2 separate regions of the Mus musculus genome follow, and region 2 is linked to region 1. Evidence: chromatin contacts called from ENCODE Hi-C or POLR2A ChIA-PET data. All regions are on one chromosome and are shown on one strand. The core of a region is the stretch at or near the end of the contact, and the rest is flanking DNA. Distances in the headings are between cores, read along the strand shown.

Region 1 (4,617 bases), core at 928-3,427:
GGGTAAGCCTCCTTACTGTGCTCAGCAGGCGGGTCCTGACTGTGAGTGACAGCCGCAAAGCGAAGCAGGGCCAGGGGGCTGAGCAGGTGGGCAGCAGTGTGGAAGCCCAGGGTGACAGAAGATGCCTGTGGGAGAAAGCGAGGGCTGGCCAGGAGGCTGGGAGCACACAGCCTGGCAGCTTAGGGACCAGGACCTGTCAGATCCCAGAAACCCAAGAGGTGTTGTGATGTTAGCAGCTTGAGGGCAGGCCAGTCTCCCCTGCCAATGGTACAGATAAGAAAGGAAACCCCTTCCAACCCTCAGGAGCCCTCACCCCTCCGGGGACCCGGGCCTACCCGCTTTTCCTGGGGCAGTGTCTCTGGCAAGAAACAGAAGATGAACAACATGTCGGAGATGGCAAAAAGTAGGCTGATCCAGGGCACCATTTCCACAGACAGGAATGCTCCCAGCATGGGACCCAGAGTAAAGGCCAAGGAGAAGGCTACCCCGATGACTGCCTAGGGAAAAGACCTGAGCTAGGCATGGAGTCTGAAGCCCAGACATCAATCCCCGTTCCCTAGGTCTGTTCACTCACCATGCCTTGGCTGCGGGTTGGAGGTGAGCCCAGGTCAGCGACAATGGCTGTGGAGAGGTTAACGTTCCCCTTGCTGATGCCTCCGATCACCCTGGAGGCCAAGAAGGCCTTAAAGCTCCGAGAGGTAGCCCACACTGCATAGGAGATGGCCAAACCTGTCTGCCAATGGGTGGAGGCCAAGTGGCAGGATCGGTCACTTCAGGCCAGGAAGCACCCAGAGCAAGGCAGGCAAGCATATAACCCTCAGACCCGGGCCACTTGTGTCCCTGTACTTTCCTTAGGTGTATTTAGCTTGGTGTAACACCAGGGGCCAGAAGATCCCTCTAGAAGGGATGGGAGCCCACTGTTGGCAGGGGAGCCCCACAGCTGCATTCTCCCCTCTGCCTGTTGACAGCTGGCTCCAGAGGCTTACCAGGGACAACATCATCACTGGGCGCCTCCCCAGGTAATCAGAGGCAGCTCCTGTGAGTGGTGCGGAGAAGAACTGCAGGAGGGAGAAGGCCGAGCCGATGAGACCTGAGAGACAGAGGATCAGTCCTAGAGTGTTGACCACACTTAGCCCTATATTCACAGGCCATCGACTGAAGCTCGGGTGGCCTCAGTTTAAAAAAAAAAGCCAACCAAAAACAAAAAGACAAAACAAAACAACCCCCTCCCCCAAACAACAACAACAACAAAACCAACCCACACCTTTCAGTTAAAGGAGGCAGGAACCCAGGGAGGATGATTGACCAAGAGCCTAGGCAGAACTAGCTCTCCAAAAAAAGGTTGTGGGCCCCAGCATGGCACACAGCGACATACCTCCGAACAGGACACTGTTGTACCTCTTTTCCGCTGGCATCCCGATGGCTGAAGCAAACCAGTCTACCCCACGCTGCCAGGAGCCATAGAGGGGGTCCTGGGTAAAGAGGAAAGTAACTCCAGCTGGATAAATCTGTGATAGGCTAGGCATGGGGAGAGCTCCCGCCTTGGGGGAGGGGCTTACTTGTTCGCGGCCGTGTCTCTCCAGCAGCCCAGGCAGCAGAGGCAGCAACAGCGTGAACGCCAGGAGGTCGAGTAGCAGGCCGAGGAAGAGCACGATGATCACGCGACGCTCGGACGCGGGCCGAGGCCGTATAGGCGGACGAGGCGTACAGCCCGCATCCCCTGCCCAGCCCATGGTGGAAGCTCCGACCCTGCTGGGGGAAGGAGGGTGTGGTGATGACGGCCCCGTTTACCTGACAATTGAAAGCTGAATTTGCAGGTTCTTGCCAGACAAAACGGAAGTGGTTCCAATGCGGTCCTGGCACACCCTTCAAGGCCCGACTCCCTTACCAACCTAGGGCAGCAGTAAGCTCAGGGCCGCAGTGGTCAGGGCGCCCCCTGTTGTGAAGCGGGTAACGGGGAGAAGACGGGAATCCCTGGTTGGGGAGTCGTAGGCGCCCTGAGCTCCTGTTCGTGTACCACTTCGGCCTCCTCACACGATATCGAAACCTTTGCTTCCCACCTACCCAGCTGGGACCTGTGCACACGTGCCGCAGCTCCAGGCGGGGACAAACGGGTGGATGAACAGGGAACCTCCCTGGATAGCAGCCACACCCCGGAGGCTTCGGAACAGGCACCTCCTCTTCCGGGAGGCCGTGCTGTGGCGGGAACTGGGTTTGGAGTCTCCCAGCAGCCAAGTATAGAGAAGGCTTGCAGGCTTCCAGATGCATTAGAAGCAAGCGGTGAAGTTCTGAAGAGCTAAGTGTATGTAAGAGACAGCTTGTCTGTGCAGTTCAGTCTCCTTGGTACCTATATATCTTTCTTTTGAATCAGGGTCTCATGTAGCCACGGTTGACCTTGAATTCCTGACCCTCCTACTTTAGCTTACTCTAAACCATGCTGGAGTTGGGGATGGTGATGCCCACCTCTAGTACCAGCACTCGGTGGAGACAGAAAGAACAGGATTCAGGATTTAGTCATCCTCAATCAACTCTGAAGTATGAGAACAGCTGGAGCAAAGACTCATCTTTTAGATAGATGAACCACTAAAGTCCTATCCCTTCAGTGCTGTTAACCTGTTGGAGCCATACAGTCCACACTGACTCTTTCCCAGAGGACAACACCGGATGCACTCGAGTGATAGGCTCTTCTAGCTGGATTGTGTTCCCCTTCTGACGACACAGGACAGTATCTGGAGGCTCTATAAACTTTTCCTTGGCATGTTCCTCCTCATAGATTGCTCAATCTATGCCCAGTATCAGATTTGGCCACCCTGCTTCTTGCTGCAGTTGGCTACACAGAGCCATTGTACGGCAGAGCCCTGTGGCTAATTCAGGCGTGGAGGAAGCTGGGGCTGGATGGTAGCCTAGCTGGTGCGTGTGTCAGGCCCAGGCCCCTCGTGGGTCATGCAGCCTCTGTCCCAGAAGAATCACAGGGAGAGGTGACAAGGTGAGTACTGTTGGTAGATGTAGCCCCTGTAAGCCAAGCTGCTGAGCCCAATCTCCCTTCAGGGTTGTTCTTGACCAGCACTTTCTGAGCTGCAGGATGCCCACAGCCATTCATTCTGTGCTCCAACAGTGGCTTCACCACATCCAAAACGCAACTCCTACTCAGCACCACCAACCCTCGCACAAGATCTCACACCTCAGAGCCATAGCAGGTGACAAGGGCCAGGCTGGACGTAAGGATTCAGTCCTGTTCTGTCATGTGTGATAGGTGATCTGATAAGTGTGTGGGAAGGCGACTTCACTGTAAAACGTATATAATGTACTTACCCACACTATGACAGCTTGTCAGTTTTATGGACAACTGCCTAAATGTCATTCTGTGTGTGGCTATCATCTAACAGTGCAGAGCTCTCACAGACATCCCCAACCTGTGTCTGAGCATGGCAGGGAGATGGGACCCCACACTCCACAATGAACCCCCAGAACCCTTCATTACAACACACCACACAGCCTTGCTACATTACAAGACAATTTATTTTTTGAACTTTTTCCTCTTAAGAGCCTTCCATTCACCTTCTTGCGTGGCCAGGCTATTAAAAAGCTGTTTTACTTTACGCTTTCTTTCTGCATCCCTAAAGAGAAAGAGAAAAAAGCAAGTGTTAATCTTGCATCAGTTCTCAGGTATTTTGCTTTCTTCAGTTTGAACACTAACAGTTCAGAACCACACATGCATGGCTCTACCCTCAGTCCTGCAAAGGCTGCCAAGTATATCGCTCACCATACTCCCCAGTGCTGAGAAAAACCAGCGGCCTATGAGTGTGGTGTCACACCACAGCGGTGCCCTAGTCCCGTACACACAGTTCCTCCTCACCTTTCCATGATTTCTGAGAGCTGCATCCTGGCCAGGAACTGATTGTCCTTTCGGATCTCTCGGACGGCGCCTTTAAATTCCCGCTTGTGTTTGTGGATTAGTCTTTTCCTTTCCTGTTCTTCTTTACTGCTGCCTTGTTTCCGTCCAAACTCAAGCCTAAAGTTAGAATCAAAAAGGCTATAGAGGTGAGCTGACTGCCGACTGCAATGTCTCCTGTCCCAGGCTGAAGCAGGTGCATCGCCCACCTCTAGCCTACAGACAGTCCTGGCCTCCACAGGGTCCCCCAGCACTCACACTTTGACTAGCCGGGGGGTGAACTGCTTCAGTGGGACGGGCTTGCTCTTCTCACACACCAGCGGGCGGCAGTGCTGCTTCTGGCCTTCCATTGCTGACAGTATGCTTTGAGCCAGCTCCTAAGGAACATGTAAAGGCATGGTTAAGAGGTCTCCTAGAGGCCATACTTGCCACTGCCTACTCTACACCCACTGGGCCGTGTCAGGTGCAGCTTGGCTGCATTGCCATCCTCTATATAGGGAACAGCAATGCAATTAGGACGAGCAGATGGTTCAGCATATAAGGTCTCCTGCCACCAAGCCTGAGTTCAATCTCTGGAAACTAAATTTCAAAGGCATTGCCCTCTGACCTCCATACATATGCCAATGCATAAATAACCCCACACCCAGAGAGAAAGCTGTAAATGAAAGAGCTTGTGTCCAGAGAGTAGCATATGGCCTTTCTGCAGGGACACACTGGCAAGGCAC
Region 2 (4,617 bases), core at 1,247-3,746, 450 kb before region 1:
GCCTGGATCTGGGATCTTTTACCAAAAAATGTGTACACTCTGCCTGGCCCATCATTCTTTGACACCATCAGGGTACTAGCTCACCTATGTTCCCTCTGGCCCTGGATTCCTCAACTCTTCCAAAACCTGCTGCTAGTCACTCAGGCTGGGCCAGAGCCTCAGAATCCCTCCACAGGCCAACCAGAGCCAAGAAGGCAGTGCAGAAACCCCTTGATGTCCTCTGGAGAACCTGTCTTTCAGTTCTCTAAATGGCAGCCTGACTGGGTCTACAGGTCTGCTAGTTTATGTAGCAGGCTAGGGTCAGCAGGAACCTTAAGTATTGAGGAGTCCCCTCACCTCCTGCACCAGAGGATACTACTTGTCTTGCCAGCTCCCAATCCCTGGACTACAGGGCCACTCTAGCAGCATGTGTGTTGGCCTTTCTTGGAACTCTTTCGGAGTCCAGAGATCCCGTGGGGGGAGGGGGGGTATTGTGCCTGAGGAGAGGCCATCGTTGTGTCAGATGCTGCCTGGGCACCACCTTGATCTGACCCTTCTGCTTATATTCTCAAAGTACTTGACCCTAAAGGCACCCTCCCATGGAGTCACTGCCATTAGAGACCTAGCCATCACTCACCCTAGCCTGCTATACCAGGGCCTGTCCTTCATTTTGCCAGGACACAGAAGGTTCAGAACTGCCCTGCCACATCTGAAATCCCAGCTTCTCAACTGAGCTGGCTGAGAATAGCCTCTGAGCAGTGACTGGGGAGGGGAGGGCTGTGTCTGCCACCCTAAGGCTTCAGGTCTTGAAGGAGTACACTCTGTCCAAGGAAGCTTCAGGGGAGGTGCACCCAAGTCCAGTCAGAGAGGCCCTTTGCATCCCCTGCCCCTTGCACCCAGTTCTCCCCATCCCAGAAGAAGATGGAAGGCTAGGACCTCATCCAGGAACAGGGTGGTTAAGCAGCCCTACCCAAGTAACTGAATCTGTCTATGCCTTGGCTTCCTCGGTTGTAAAATGGAGGTCAAAATAAGGCTTCATTTACAAGGCTGGGTCAGATTCTTACTTGTGTATATGGCAGAAGCATTCAAGGGCCTCAGCTCAGGAATGCTACCATTCCTATCAGCTGTGGGTACTCCATGCCACAGGAAGCTGAGCTCCCAAACCTGGGGTTTAGGGCAGACAGAAGCCGGGTCCAGGCCATCTCACTGTGGAAGCTTGGGGCAGTGAGGCCTCCAACACACTTAAGTCCTTCTGCAAACTGTTCAAAGCAAGAGACCAGGGGCTGGGACTCAGGCCGTTGGTAATTCAACCTGTTCTTTGCCAGGCCTAGGACACCACAGAAATGGGTCCTTGTGCCAGCCTCTCTGTTTCCCAAGAACAGACAGGCCACAGGAATGAGCCGCACCCTCTGCCAAGGGGCCCTGAAGCCCCCAGCCTGCTAAGGAAGCTCTCAGACTGACCACACAGGAGTAGCTGGGCCAAAGTTAGCCCCTAGACAGTGTCAGGTGTGCCCTGGATCCCACTGCAGCCAGGAAGGTGGAACCTTTAGCAGTCCTAGCCATACCTAAACCTCAGCTTCAGGGCTTCCTCCAAACACAAGGCCAAGGCAAACAGTGTAGTTGAGCCCTGGAACTTTTGAGAGAAATAGCTCCCTGCAGCTCTTCGCGACAAAGCCAGCCCTATGCTTGTGGTTGGAGTTTCCTTGTCAATAAGCTGCGCAGGACGCTTAAGTAGCCAGAGAGAGGTCTCTGTCCAGGCTCCTGGGGATAAGGTGCTGGGTCTAAGAGCAAAGCCAGCTCCGAGAAGTGCAAGGGAGGGAGGAGTCCCCAATTAGGCCCAAACTAGGGAGTAGCGGTCGGCACCAACTGACAACTCCTCTCCGGTCTGGAAAAGTCCAGAACGGCCCTCGGCGAGCGCGGCCGCTGTACGCGTGGCACTGTTTACGGCGGCGGGGAGGCGCGGCCGCGGGAAGATGGCGACGCGCGGGCGGGGCCGGCACCTCCTCCAGGCCGGCCGCCCGGGTGCGCGCAGGACTGTACTGGGGACGCAGAGAGGACGGGGACACTCGGGTGGGGCCGACCCGAGCTGGCTTGGCACAGCGCGCGGGGGTGGGAGGTGGGGGTTGGGGGCGGTACCTGTTGTTCGGGGCCTTGCGCACCAGGCCGGCCGTCTTTGTTTTCTTCCTTGCGAAGTCGCCGTCGAAGGGCAGCACGGAGGCGTAGCCGTGCTCGGCCTCTGCGGGACAGACGGTGCGGTCAGCGGCCCCCTGCGCCCGCCCGCCGCCCGCCCACCCTGGCACAAAGGGGCGCGGGCTACCTCGGTCCCTACGCTCCAGGTACTCGGCCGCCTCCAACAGCAGCAGCAGAGAGTTCAGCTCCATCCTGCCGCCCGCGCACGGGACGGCGGCGGCGGCGGCTGCCCGGCGCGCTCCTGCCGGCTCTGCTCGCCGCACGCCCCGCGCCTGGCGGCACACCAGCCCGACTCGCGGACTCCAGCGCTGGGCCGCCACCCTCTGCCTCAGGCCCTCAAATTGACACATAAGTCGAGCAGCAGTCGACGCAGCCAATAGGTGTGGGCGCTCCGGCTTAGGGGGCGGGTTCTTGTCTAGCCTTGCCCAATAGGGACTGGCCGAACGCCTCGGGCAGAGCTGAGAATGTTGACAGATGCGAAGCTTGGCTAGGATAGGCTGGCTCCAGTAGTAACAATTTAGAAGCCCAAGCTTAGCAACAGCACGTGGTGGCCCAGCCCCAGTGCTCGCTGACTGGCGGCCATCGTGCATGTTAAGTAGGCATTGCACGCCGATTGGGCCAGAACGGTCTATGTAAATTGAGTCCGCGGACCAATGGCCAGTGACAGGGCGTGGGGCCAATGAGGACGCCCGGGCAGGACCGGTTGCCGAGAGGAAGCACTGTGTGGTGGGACTGCTGCCCGGCCTACGCGGGGGCCAGGAGGACGTGGACCGTGTCTCGGGAGACACCAGGCAGGATGCGCTGCGGACACGCGCCCTGGCGCTTTGTCGTGCCCATGCATGTCGTGCGCAACGACCTGTTGCCCGGAGTCAGTTGGTACCATAGTCTCGGTGGAGGACCAGGCTTGGGGCCTGATAGGGGCGGGCGCTGGGATCTCGCTAAAGAACAGCAAAGGACACCTGTCTCTGGCAGGAATATTGGCTTCAGGGAAGGCTAAAACTTGGAGACAGGGACGCAGACCATTGGAATCTAAAAGCCTCTCAGATGTCAGACCCAAAGTAGGCAGGATCAGCCATCAGGAGTAAAAAGGAAGGCCACCAGGGTTAAGGGAGAGGCACCAAGAGCTACTGACACTACTGAGCAAGAGGGATCCGTGAGTGTCTGTTTGCGGTGCTTGGTCTGAGGGTAGAGCCGTGCCAAGAGCCAGGCTATGGTGACAAGAGGGTGAACTCTTCAGCAAACTCCTGGCCCTAATGACCCGAGGCCCTCATGCTGGCCTATAGATGCATGGGGGACAGACAGCTCAAGATGCCCTAACACCATCCTCTGTATCCATCCTCTCCCACCCCTTGATCCTCTCTCTGTTATTAGGTTGAGGACAAAATAGCAGGCTGGAGAGTTCTGTGGGAAATAAGGTGGCTAGATAGCAGCTCTTAAAATGGAAGGAAGGTACTGTAGCAAACAACAAAGATTATTAGCATTGAATTTACTTTAGGACCAAGGTGGATGCATTGTGCACACTTCCTTGTGGCTCTCCATATGCCCAATATGCAGATAAGGAAACTTGCAGTGTCCCCTTGAAATAGAAAGATGGAGATTACTGCTCCCACACCCAGAGCTGTTAACAATCTGGGAATGTGGAAACCAGAACCACCTCCCTCCCAGCCTGGGTGTGAGCCACAGATGTCTGACCTGTGGGGCAGGATTAAGAATAACAGGTGCTCTGATGGCGCCCTGAAAAAAACAAAAGAGGAACCTCATGCGGTCATAAACAGTCCTGTATAGACACTGAAAGAACTCCTTAGTATTGGTTGAAGTGCCTCTCTGACCAAGCCCACAATCACTCCAGGGCCAGGGCTGTCCAGAGCTGTAAAGGAGAAGGGTGTCCATCTTTCTGGAGCATTGAGGCCCATGCTCAATGCTGAGCTTTGGGCCCCTGAGCTTAGCATGCGGGCCCAGCATTTTGAAGGGTGCACCTTTGCTTTGGCAGGCTGGTGAGTTGCCTCTAAGTGCTAAGGCAAGCCTGACCTCCCCAGCCTGCTCCCTCCTCCTACTGGGATGGGATGCTGTGGTGTGTTGAAGTGGAGCACAAGAATAGCCTCCTAGCCTTGGAAATTTTTAATCTCAACTGGGGACACTAGCTCCCACCAGCTGCATCCAAGACAAAGCACTTTCCTGTGCCAGAAGTGCTCTCCCTCTCCAAGAGCATGTGAACGCTGGGAGGAGTGGGTAGTGGTGACCTGATAGGTAAAAGTCAGCTCTAGAGAAGTCCCAGGGGCAGGACAGCAAGCCTGCTGCTCAAGGAGGCTGCAGAATGAGCTGGCTTCCCAGGGGAGATCTGGAAGCCTCTGCTCAGAACAGGAAGTGGCTTGCAAGTACAAAGGGCAAGTTTGTCCCCTTTAGACCAGAGGGGTCTCTCCACCCATGGCCTTCAGATGGGGCAGGGGC

What was found. A loop is a pair of places that touch in the nucleus more often than their neighbours do. ChIA-PET counts read pairs that join two places held with the same protein, here RNA polymerase II (POLR2A).
Region 2: POLR2A ChIA-PET joins it to region 1 with 18 read pairs in embryonic stem cell. The contact joins the promoter of Mxd4 here to the promoter of Mfsd10 in region 1. A Hi-C loop is called at or near these places in 1 of 37 maps with a recorded cell type or tissue (gastrocnemius). POLR2A ChIA-PET finds 5 or more read pairs at or near these places in 1 of 5 experiments (embryonic stem cell).

Annotation. Positions count from the first base shown.
Region 1 is chr5:34,635,035-34,639,651 of GRCm38, forward strand. Mfsd10 (major facilitator superfamily domain containing 10) reads right to left here and starts at 2,178. Exons shown (of 13, transcript NM_026660.3): 1 at 1,893-2,178; 2 at 1,560-1,749; 3 at 1,376-1,472; 4 at 987-1,090; 5 at 575-733; 6 at 336-497; 7 at 17-125. The coding sequence starts at 1,733. It overlaps Nop14 (NOP14 nucleolar protein), which reads right to left. Exons shown (of 18, transcript NM_029278.2): 16 at 4,151-4,269; 17 at 3,857-4,012; 18 at 3,502-3,617. The coding sequence ends at 3,518.
Region 2 is chr5:34,185,214-34,189,830 of GRCm38, forward strand. It overlaps Mxd4 (Max dimerization protein 4), which reads right to left and starts at 2,497. Exons shown (of 6, transcript NM_010753.2): 1 at 2,297-2,497; 2 at 2,116-2,215. The coding sequence starts at 2,360.